3 separate regions of the Homo sapiens genome follow, and regions 2 and 3 are each linked to region 1. Evidence: chromatin contacts called from ENCODE Hi-C or POLR2A ChIA-PET data. All regions are on one chromosome and are shown on one strand. Each heading gives the region's core, a stretch centred on a gene start or an enhancer-like site at or near the end of the contact. The rest is flanking DNA. Distances are from core to core; before and after follow the strand shown.

The links. Hi-C counts contacts between places; a loop is a spot of excess contacts on that map. ChIA-PET counts read pairs that join two places held with the same protein, here RNA polymerase II (POLR2A). Pooled maps may share reads with other maps.
Region 2: a map of endothelial cell of hepatic sinusoid shows a loop between it and region 1 (5-fold over the local background). The contact joins two enhancer-like sites. A Hi-C loop is called at or near these places in 2 of 168 maps with a recorded cell type or tissue (Calu3 and endothelial cell of hepatic sinusoid) and 1 of 50 pooled maps. POLR2A ChIA-PET finds 5 or more read pairs at or near these places in 1 of 52 experiments (RWPE1).
Region 3: a pooled map shows a loop between it and region 1 (2.6-fold over the local background). The contact joins two enhancer-like sites. A Hi-C loop is called at or near these places in 2 of 50 pooled maps. POLR2A ChIA-PET finds 5 or more read pairs at or near these places in 4 of 52 experiments (CD4-positive, alpha-beta T cell, CD8-positive, alpha-beta memory T cell, WTC11 and 1 more).

Annotation. Positions count from the first base shown.
Region 1 is chr3:171,345,765-171,349,658 of GRCh38, reverse strand. The region is part of intron 2 of TNIK (TRAF2 and NCK interacting kinase); the gene reads left to right. Among named protein-coding and RNA genes, the nearest start is that of TNIK, 110 kb to the left of the region's middle. RefSeq lists an enhancer at 2,125-2,174. Within about 2 kb of position 1,863, at least 5 of the 41 ENCODE cell types and tissues checked have a DNase peak (open chromatin) inside an H3K27ac peak, as active enhancers do.
Region 2 is chr3:171,522,476-171,526,369 of GRCh38, reverse strand. No RefSeq gene overlaps it. Among named protein-coding and RNA genes, the nearest start is that of TNIK, 64 kb to the right of the region's middle. Within about 2 kb of position 2,254, at least 3 of the 41 ENCODE cell types and tissues checked have a DNase peak (open chromatin) inside an H3K27ac peak, as active enhancers do.
Region 3 is chr3:171,478,761-171,482,654 of GRCh38, reverse strand. No RefSeq gene overlaps it. Among named protein-coding and RNA genes, the nearest start is that of TNIK, 20 kb to the right of the region's middle. Within about 2 kb of position 1,959, at least 4 of the 41 ENCODE cell types and tissues checked have a DNase peak (open chromatin) inside an H3K27ac peak, as active enhancers do.

The DNA.
Region 1 (3,894 bases), core at 614-3,113:
CATCCTGTTTTGACAGGACCCTAGACAGGCAGTTTTGGGGAAATGTGTCAAATTTGTGTTGAGCTAGAATAAACAATCTAATTGTGTGACACTGCCTCTTGGGAATCAGGAGTCAGCTTCTTCCTCACCCTGAAGTGATTAGTTTATGCCCTGGAGCTGTCTGACCCTTGTAAAATTATCCCAGCTGGTAGGACTGCAGTGGCTGATCTCATTTTTCTGTGAATGTCTTATTCTTGTGGGAATCTTTATCAATCATCTGCCTCTCTTTGTACAATACAAGAGTTATTGTAGGATTGTTTCATGGGCTAGTAAAAGGAGGTGCTTTGTACCAACCAACAAATATTTCTTGCTCTCTTGCCAGTGTGAACCACTAATTCTGAAAAATATGATATGTGATTTAAAATATAAATAAGCACTCAGACCACTATCCAAAATTTCTAATTTTCCCAGTAGATTGGTGGTGGAAGTTCTGGTCATGTTTTACTGTTTTTCTTGAGAGATGAAGGTAGTTGATGATCTATATGGAAACTTTTTTGGGTGTTATAGCTGAGAGTCTGAATCCTAGTATTTCTAGGATTCTAGGATATCACTAGTTTTCAGCCATTCAGCAATACCAACCTCTTTTTTTTTTTCCAAGTTCATCCTAGAACTTGCAGTCTTTTTGCTTAATATTTTTCATTAAAGTATTTTATTTACTTAAATTTTTCAAAAAGAAAATTCGTTGCTACCGTAAATGAGAAACTCAATATTTTCAGCTATATTTAAAAATATAGTACATACTTTTTAAATTAAAATATTTGCCCTTGTCTCACTAAATCATGTTGGTATTTGGACCACTATACTTTAAGAAATAACACTTTCATTTGTGTTTGAGGCTTACCAGCATAGCAGAGGAGAGGGACTCAAACACAAATGAAAGCACTACCCGGTGCTGTAGTATGACTGTTGTAGGCCCTCCCCATTTTTGCCTCCGTGGGCCCCTTTCTCCAAGAAAAATAAAACAACAAAAAGTTAAAAATTAGGCTTTATAACCTCATTGGTGTAAGACAAATATTATATGTTAAAACATTTTCTTTGGCCTAAGAATTAGTTTTTATCTTCTAATTTTAAAATAAGAATAATTTTTTGTTGACTGCAAAAAGTACTGTAGGCTCTAGGTCCTGTGCTGTCTGCATCTAATGGATACGTTCGTTGGCCTGTAACCACCCCATCCTCTTCAAGAGATCTAAAGGCTTCACTCGGTGGTGGTGTGGAAACCACAAAAATGAAATGTATTTGGAATCTTCTGTTATATCCTTAAAATTTAGATGGATTCTCTTTATGCCACATGATAATCATTGTTGCGTCAGTTTAAAATTATGTTAATGAAATTACTATAGAAAGGTTGACTTAAACAAAATCTATGGTTTCCTGCTGCTGTAATACTTGGCATAGAGCTGAGTGCCCCAGGGAGTACTTGTGCTCTGGTTTGGAAGCACAGGCATGAGGCATGTTAAAGTAGAAAAGCTTTTCTTTTTTTCCTTTTAAACTTGTGCTCAAGAGAAGAAATTGGGTTTATAATGGATTTACTTGTTGTCAAAAACAAACTATAGATATCATCCTAGCACTGTGGCTACCATGCACAGACAACCTTAACAGTGAATAAGTAAGTCCATGCAGATTCTTTAGAAGATGGTAGAAGAATCTACACAGCACTATTTGGTTTCAAGCTCATTTGTAAGTCTTCTTTTCTTAGAGCCTAGTGAGTGATTTACACTCTCTTAGCTATTTCTAGCAAAGAGGAAGAACAGTCACTCTTGATGAGTGACTAAAACTGCTGCTTTTACCTCCTTTTTAAGAAGTCACTTCCCTAGGTTTCCTTGGTATTAAGAGGGGGATGGCTTTCCCCTTTTGTCCTCTCATTACTCTCTTATCTAGGACAGGCTATTATAAAAGCTTTTTGTTTGTGAGATCAGTTCTGATTTCTAACTTCCCCACTCAAACCGAAATACCACACTTGAAGTTCCCCCAAATTGCTGCTGCTCCGATGACTCCTGGGTATTGTACGCTAAATTCAAGGATCTTTATTTAGGTTCTTTGCTCTCTTGAAAAGAAAATCCTAATGAGTCACCCAGTTTGCTGATTGCTTTGTAGGTGTGACCAGTTAAATGCAATGATAGTGGAGTTGAAATAGAAGAAGTCATTTGGGCTAGCTCATTTATCCTGAATCTAATGTAGCCTGTTGGCTTCTCTTTACTTGTGTGTGTGTGTGTGTGTGTGTGTGTGTGATAGGCACTTCTCAGCTGAGGGCCAGCTCTGCAGGCACTTAGGACTTGTATACCAGGCATCTAGATGCTACTTAGAACTAGCTTGGCTGTCAAAGAGAAGAGAGTGTGCTCTATGTGTTTGGTGCCTGAGCTAGGGTTTTGTCATTTTTCTTTTCTTTTTTTTTTTTTTTCAGCAAATGAACCAGTGAGTGAAGGGCATTATCACAACTCCAAGAACCAACTAGGAGTCACCCATGACATCATCTCCTGAATTTCATCACCAAGCCCAGCTGATCCTATTTCCTAAATGGTTCCTGATTTCTCTCTTCTGTTTTCTGTCTCTGCCACCACTGTCCTAGCACAGGCATTGCACATCTCTCATATGAACGCCTGCAGGACTGTCCCTTGATGTTATCCTTGCAGCCCCTACATTCCTACTGTGCAGCCAGTAAAGTCATATTAAAATGCTTATTTGATCATGTCTCTCTCCTGTTTAAAACCTTTTGAATGATTTCCCATGTGATCAAGAGTAAACTTAGCCTACAAGGCCCAGGATGATCTGAACACAACCTTCTTCTTAGTGCTGTTCTTTCTCACTCTCTGGGATCCAGACATACTGCTTTCTCTTTACACAGAAAACCTAATTTGCTTCCTCCTGCCTCAAGACCTTTGCACATTCCTGCTCCTGGAATGTTCTTCTCCTGTTATTAACTCCATGTCACTTTCTCACAAAACTGTTCTTCATCCTCCAGAAGATCCCAGGCCCCGTTTGGGCTTTCATACCCCCGGCACATTCTGGTGGGGTGCTAAACTCAGATTATAGTGATACACATTGGTTGAATAATATATTTATCAGACTATAAGCTCCATGAGGCCAGAGACTTGTCTACTTTGCTTACCACAGTATTCCCAGTAACTAGCACAGACCTACCAAAGACTGGCTGCTCAATAATTTAAAGAATAAGTAGAGTGCAGTGCAAGGATGACATGCGCAAGGTGTATATGAATAAATAAGGAATCATACTTACATATCCAAGTCATCAGAAAATGTTTAATTATGGACCATATCTTTAATAGGGCACAAGGTTACATAATACAGCTTCAGTGATTTTTCTTCAAAAATCATAAAATCAGTGTAGAGACTTGAAGGCATTTATCTACAGTGACTCAATTCTGCATAGATTGTTAAGCTTTTAGAGTAATTAATGATCAACCACGCCAAGCAGAGTCTGACTGCAGTGCCCTTCTTCCTGCTGTTTCATCTGCCTGTGATCCTCTTCTCCAGACACCTCTGTTGCTTGTTCCTTCACTTTCTCCAGGTCTCTACTCAAATGTCATTTTATTAGAGAGGCCTTCCCTGACCACCTTATAGAAAATAACACCCCACCCTCTCCATTCCCTGTTCCCCTTACCATGTTTAATTTTTTTCCCGTAGCATTCATCACCATCTACCATCCATCCATCCATTCATCATTCATTCATTCATTTGTTCACTTCAGTCTCTTTTCACTAGACTGTGCCTTGTAGATAAATAAGGATTCTGTTTTTGTTGAGTACTCCATCCTTAGCACCTAAAACAATGTTAAAACAACTAGATGATACTAAAAGCATATTTTTTGAATGCATGAATGATCATAATGAAGAAAAG
Region 2 (3,894 bases), core at 1,005-3,504, 180 kb before region 1:
TCAGTTTAAAAATAGAATACATAGAATGGAATTAATCATCCTCCATCCCCGAACCCAGGTCTTCTGACTACTATCCAAGTAAAAGAGACTTCCTTTTCTTAGTCACCCAGCCTAGACATCTTAGTGTTATTTGCAATACCTTTCTTTTCTCCACATTTACTCAATAAACACATACAACTAGCCCCTTCTCTACGTGTCTCTTCTAACTCACCTTTTCCATTTCTCCTGCCTTTCTACAATAACCCTTTGGTTAACCCTCTTTCCCAGCCCTTGTCTATCCCACGTCTTTTTCTTTTCTTTTCTTTTCTTTTCTTTTTTTTTTTTGAGACAGAGTCTCGCTCTGTCGCCCAGGTTGGAGTGCAGTGGTGCGATCTCGGCTCACTGCAAGCTCCGCCTCCCGGTTTCAAGCAGTTCTCCTGCCTCAGCCTCCTGAGTAGCTGGGACTACAGGCACGTGCCACCACACCCGGCTGATTTTTTGTATTTTTAGTAGAGACGGGGTTTCACCGTGTTAGCCAGGATGGTCTCCATCTCCTGACCTCGTGATCCGCCCGCCTCGGCCTCCCTATCCCACTTCTAATTAATCTGTACATCGATGGTGTAACCTTCTGAAACTGGTGCCACTCAGGTCCAAAAGGACTCCTCACTATACAACACATGCAAAAAGTCTCATTCCCTTTTGTGACATTCAAAGCCCTCAATAATCTCAAGTAGCTAACTTCCCACTCTCTTCTCCCTCCTAACCTCGCCCTGATTATATGTGTTGCAATGCTCAAACAAATGCTAGAGTGATTATTTTTCAAACCTCAAATCAGAACACTTACTTCTATAATGAAAGGAGTAGTTGTGAGGCTATTGAGAAAGGATACTTTCAATCCTTATGGTACTGGAAAAGTCTGGGTCTTTTTCTGTAATTCCTCCTCAGTTCTTTCCTGCCTCTGTGTCACCATGTTTTCTGCCTAGAAGCATCCTTTACGTCCTCATTCTCCTCACTCCCATTACCCAGCCTATTGATAGTCCATGTGTTTGCCCAGGCCTGGATCTAATGCACACTCTCCACTGTATGGTTCAATTTCTCTGTACCGTATGCTCTCAAGTCACTTCCAAAATCCTTTATATATTTTCCTTGCATTAAAGAAGTGTGTATGTGTGTGCATATGTGTTTTATTTACCTTTAAGTTCCTCTTAGCATCTAGTTATAATAAACTATTCCTGTGTCTGTTTTGTAATAAGCACTCCTATTACCTCACTTCATTCTCACAGCAAACATCTCATATATTATTGCCATTTTACAATTGAGGAAATTACATCTCATGATGGCTAAGTAATTTGCCCAGATTCACATGGTTAGAAAATGATGGGCCTGGAATTCAAACCCAGGTATCTGTGGCATCAGAGTTCCGCAGCTGGGCGCGGTGGCTCAGGCCTGTAATCCCAGCACTTTGGGAGGCCGAGGCGGGTGGATCATGAGACCAGAAGATCGAGACCATCCTGACTAATAAGGCGAAACCCCGTCTCTACTAAAAGTACAAAAAATTAGCTGAGCATGGTGGCGGGAGGCTGTATTCCCACCTACTCGGGAGGCTGAGGCAGGAGAATGGCCTGAACCCGGGAGGCGGAGCTTGCAGTGAGCCGAGATCGCGCCACTGCACTCCAGCCTGGGCGACAGAGCAAGACTCCGTCTCAAGAGAAAAAAGAGTTCTGCACACACAGGAAGTGCTGAAAATACGGTCTTTTCAAAAATTGCATCGAATCAGTTGCACCAAAAGAGAAGGGAATCATTCTGCAAAAGACGTTAGAATGGAGAAAATTAGTGGCCTGATATTTTTTTTTCATAACAAGGAAGATACCAAACAATTGATTAGATTTCAAAGGTCATTGTGGATAAAGTATGTGGAAAATGAATGAGAGCAGAGAATTAAAAAAAATAATAAAAGCTTTGTTCAAAATGCATTTCCTGTCTCCTTTATCAGACGTGGACCTTTCCCCTTCTGCTGCTTGCTGGGCAGTTGCTCAGATATCACGGCACACACTGAGTCACACACTGAGTCAGCAGCAGCAGCAGCAGCAGCAGCAGCAGCAGTGTTCTGCTCTTTCAGCAGACCACCACAGGGTGCAGGCCATCACCTTAAGGGCCCCATGGGCCCTGGGCTCATCCCCACACCATCCACTTATCTACCTCCACGTCACATACCTATCCCCAGAGAGAGCTGTCACCTTGGATACAAAATGACCTTCCACCGAAGAGGACCAGACAGCAAAACTTACGCTGCTCCATGTGAAGTGTTCTGGGAAAAAAGGCCAATTGTAAAGGGACAGCAAGTCTTAAGTGTCCTTGGAAAATGTTCTCTGTCTCCTCTTGGCGTAGGAAAGGGCCCAAGCTTTTCTTCCCGGCAGAGACTGAAATGGGGAGCGGTATCACAGTTATTACTGCCATTAATATTAATGTACGGATCCCACTTCTCTCACCCATCTTGATGACCTTATAATGGGTTCATTGCAGGTCTGTCTAGTCTAAGGCTTCCAGAGTGAAATTGCTTCATCAAATTTGGACTTTCTTGATGAGATGCCTCTGGCTTCCTTGTGTGATCAGTTCTCATGAAGTTGAAAGCAGGCTGCTATTCCATTTTAATTTCTTTTTCTTTTTTCTCCTCCCCCTTAGGGATTTTGGATAAAAGAGTTTATTAGCTGGCTTGACTGGCTTGTCTTCCCAAAGCCTGAAACCATACTTCAAACTTAGCTGAGGCCCTTTCTTTGTGAGCATGCCAGTTAGGGAAGCACAGGACAGCAGGTGTAAACTCTGTTCAAGTCATCTTTCCTGCACAAAGTTTGAGAACAAACCCCACTAGGCGAGCAAGTGATGTTCCCAACAGCAGAAAACACTGAGAGAATGATCAGTTTCATAGTCTGAATGCAATTCCACAATCTATTTTCCACAATTCTAAAGTCCAAAAATCTCTGAAAAAAATGCTTCTTTTTTAAAAAAAAGCTTCATTAGTTCATCTAGTCCCAACAAAAAATTTTTCTTTTGTTTTGCTTATAGATCTGTAGCAAGCTCATTTGGCAATAAACTCTGAAACTATTCATAATCTGTACAATCTTTATCTCATTTAGTATGAATATTTACATGTTATGCTGCAAAAATTACTATGTTTAATTATAAGGTGTTCCCTGATGGAATGTATGTGTGTGTGTTCAAATATTTATCTGGAATATTCTAAATTTCAAAATACATACATCTGCAAGAATTATAGGTAAGGAATTGTGTAGACCCATAGTATAAAAAAGAATATCCATTTCACTTGGGCAGTTCTTTAAAAATTATAAAAAATCTCTCCTTAATGCCTGTATCAGCCAGGGTTCTCTAGAGGGACAGAACTAATAGGATATATGTATACATGAAAGGGAGTTTATTAAGGAGAACTGACTCACACGATCACACGGTAAAGTCCCACATAGGCCGTCTGCAAGTTAAGGAGCAAGGAAGCCAGTGGGTGGATCAGTCCAAGTCCCAAAACCTCAAAAGGAGGGAAGCTGACAGTTCAGGCTTCAGTCTGTGGCCAAAGACTGGAGATCCTTTGGCAAACCATTGATTTAAGTCCAAGAGTCCAAAAGCTGAAGAACTTGGAGTCTGATGCTCGAGGGCAGGAAGCATCCAACATGGGAGAAAGATGAAGGCTGTAAGACTCAGTGAGTCTGCTCTTCCATCTTCTCCTGCCTGCTTTATTCTAGCCACACTGGCAGCTGATTAGATGGTGCCCACCCAAATTGAGGGTGGGTCTGCCTCCCCTAGTCCACTGACTCAAATATTAATTTCCTTTGTCAACACCCTCACAGACACACCCAGGAACAATACTTTGCATCCTTCAATCCAATCAAGTTGACACTCAATATT
Region 3 (3,894 bases), core at 710-3,209, 130 kb before region 1:
GAATAGGCAAATAATCTTTTTTTTTTTTTTTTTTGAGACAGAGTCTCACTCTGTTGCCCAGGCTGGAGTGCAGTGACGCGATCTTGGCTCACTGCAACCTCCACTTCCCAGGTTCAAGTGATTCTCCTTAGGCAAATTCATAATCTTATGCATAAACATTCTGTACTTGGAGACAGAAAATAGATTAGTGGTTGCCTGGGGCTAGGAGTGGGAATGGGTTTTAGGATAAGACATCCCCAGATTCAACATTACAGGCTCTGATACGTTGGGCAATGTATTGAAAAACTCTTGACCTCAGTTTCCTCAACTATATAGTGGAAATAATAATACCAACCAACTGTGGAGATTAAATTGAGCATGTAAATAAGGAGTCTGATAGAAGAGACACATTTAGAAAATGGTAATTATTATTACTTCTGCTACTACTACTATTATTATTATTATGAACAAAGAACACAGGGTGAGGACCAATGCAGCATAAGAGACACAAAGGCTGAAACACACGCCGGGCGTGGTGGCTCAAGCCTGTAATCCCAGCACACTGGGAGGCCGAGGTGGGCGGATCACCTGAGGTTGGGAGTTAGAGACCAGCCTGACCAACATGGAGAAACCCTGTCTCTACTAAAAATACAAAAAATTAGCCAGGCGTGGTGGCGCATGCCTGTAATCCCAGCTACTCGGGAGGCTGAGGCAGGAGAATCACTAGAACCCAGGAGGTGGAGGTTGTGGTGAGCCGGGATCGCACCATTGTGCTCCAGCCTGGGCAACAAGAGCGAAACTCTGTCTCAAAAAACAAACAAACAAACAAACAAACAAAAAAACCACACACTAGAAAGTGGGCACAGAATCGTTGTGGAGAGATTGTCTGTGTTAATAATTTGATCATTCTAAGGCATTGAGGACTGTTTAAATTCAATTCCAGCTATCAACGAGGTAAAATGTGTTTTAAAAATAAATATGGAGAAAAATAGAAATTTTCATGGAGAAGTGAGGGGAGCAGATCACTTCTCAAAGACTGTAGAGAGACTTTACAGACCTCACGGGTAGAATCTCAGCCTTAGAATTAGGAATTATAGCAACAGCTAACTTGGCTAACCATCCCCCTGGGCCAGTACTCTTACAGACATTATCTCATTTATTCCACTTGATAATACCATGAGATAAATGCTATTATATCCCCGTTTTTCTAAATAAGAAAATAAATACTTCGAAGACTTAAGTAACCTTCCCAAAGTCATACGGCTGGAAAGGGGCTGCCTCAATCCCAAGCATGTGGTCTGCCAAGAAAGGGAGGTGCTGGCAAGGAGGAAGGAATGACAACCAAGAGGAATCTTGAAGAGGAAAGGGGTAACCTGTGGTCATTCCATTTAGATGGCCTCATCCAAGACTGTGACCTTCACACCTCCCAGCTGCATTCCCAATGTGTTCCCTGTGTACCCAACTCCAGGGGCACCATTCACAGATAGTACACTGTGAGTAGCGGCAAAGCAGCTGCCTGCTGCCATCATGTCATCATAGGTAGCAAAGTGGCTTATGAAAAGAAGATTGCAAGGTAAGTGTGTGTAGTGGGTACTGGGACAAAAAGAAAAATTGGAAAGGGATTCTGGGGAATGTGATAAGGAGTGAACTAGAAATAAATGAAGGATCAGGTGGCAGCACTCCACTGAGGTCAGGAACAGGGAAAGATACAGGGTTCGCTTCATCAGGAAGGGAAGGAAAAGGGAACTTTGGTTTAGAGACTTTAGGAGAGATACAAAGCATCCCTTAACAGTTCTAGGACTCTTAGAACAGGGAGAGAGAGGGCTGGGAGTTCTGTGTGAGAAGGGACTGAGAAGGTGGAAGGAAGAAAGCCACAGAAAAACCGTGCCCACTGCATAGTTTCACCAGACTATTTCTGAGCTTTTTTGTTGTTGTTGTAGATGGTGAGGTGGAAAAGAAAACAGGTTAGTGATTGGTCCTTTTACTTAAAAAAGAAATACTCAGGAAGTTTTGATGACTCAGTAATGAAAGTGATAATGTTTTTGAAGTGTGAAGCATGTAAGATGAATTTTTTTGTAGTTGTTTTTTGTTTAAATTGGAAATGGGGCTATTTTTCCACCTATGAAAGATATATTTCAATTATGGAAGATGATATTTCTACCCACAAGTCAGTTTGGCAACAATGCATTGGATTTCACCTTTGATTTTGTTTTTTTGGGTTTTTTGAGACCATGTTTCGCTCCTGTCACCCAGGCTGGAGTGCAATGGTGTGATTTCAGCTCACTGCAACCACCGCCTCCTGGGTTCAAGAGATTCTCCTGCCTCAGCCTCCCGAGTACCTGGGATTACAGGCACCCGCCACCACGCCTGGCTAATTTTTTGTATTCTTAGTGGAGACGGGTTTCACTATGTTGGCCAGGCTGGTCACAAATTCCTGACCTCAGGTGATCCACCCACCTCAACCTCCCAAAGTGCTAGGTTTACAGGCGTGAGCCACCGCGCCTGGCCCTTGCCTTTGATTTTGGATGGCCAGGCTCTAAATGTTTCAACCGACCTCTGGTGGTTATTCTCCTGGTATGCCCACTACAGTATAGATGTGCAGTCTCCACCAACTCACCAAATGACTGACTGACAGACAGGACCAGTCTCAAAACCCTATATTAAGGTTTAGTCCCCAGCTAAAGTTATAATAATATTTTTAAATTACGGTAAACCCAATAACCATATCTGAAATTTCTCAGAAATTCTAAAATAGCTTTTAAAAAGATCTTAAAATGGAAGATGAATCAATTCAAATACATTTGAGAAGACCTATTCACGGTGGCTTAAAATCCAATATTTGCATTCATGGTGAAATTCTTAAGCACTTTTCTGATGAACGTTAATGGGATTAAAGCTTGTTCTGGAAATCATTTACTGACCTATCCAACTGACTACTAGTCAAGGATTGAGTGAACTTTAGACGTTCTGTCTTTTTCAATCTGTCCTATATTGAGTATCTTACCAGTCTCTTTTTCTATAAAATAAAGCAGTGAATATTTGAATGAACTTGTTAGGGGCCTTTTTTCTTGCATGATATAAAAGCATTGTGGTAATAAAACTTCCATATATGTTCATAATTAAATGATCAGAAAAGTTTTCTTAAATAGCACGTAACAAAAATAATAATGATTCTTTAAATATCATCTAATACCAGGTCATATTTGTATTTGTTGCTGTATTCAGGTTATCACTAAGCTTACTAAAATTCAGGAATCACAGGCCTCTGTTATACAGAAACTCAATAAGGTAATAACAAGCTTTGGCTCTTTTCCTAAAATAGGAAAATCAACATCCATGATAAAGGCAAGAACGTCTTAATCCATGAGCTCTAAACTTTTTTTTTTTTTTTTTGAGACAGAGTCTCCCTCTTGTCGCCCAGGTCAGAGTGCAGTGGCACGATCTCAGCTCCACCTCCCGGGTTCAAGTGATTCTCCTCCCTCAGCCTCCCAAGTAGCTGAGATTTCAGGCACCCACCAACACATCCAGCTAATTTTTGTATTTCTAGTAGAGACAGGGTTTCACCATGTTGGCCAGGCTGGTCTCGAACTCCTGACCTCAGATGATCCACCGGCCTCAGCCTCCCAAAGTGCTGGAATTACAGGCATGAGCCACCACGCCTGGCCCACGAGCTGTAAAGTTTTCTTAGTTTTGGAATACTTTTGATAATTTTGAAGCTGTGGACCATCTTCCTCAGAAAAATGCACATATGCAGACATCAAAAATGTCCACAATTTCAGGGGGGTTCATGGAGCACTTGAAGATCATGTGAGGGTCTAGGACTCTGGTTAAGAACACATGCTTTAAATGTTCCTTCTCAGTTGGTTGCTCTGCTGCTGTTACTAAACAAGAAGGACGCCATCAACAGGACTTGCA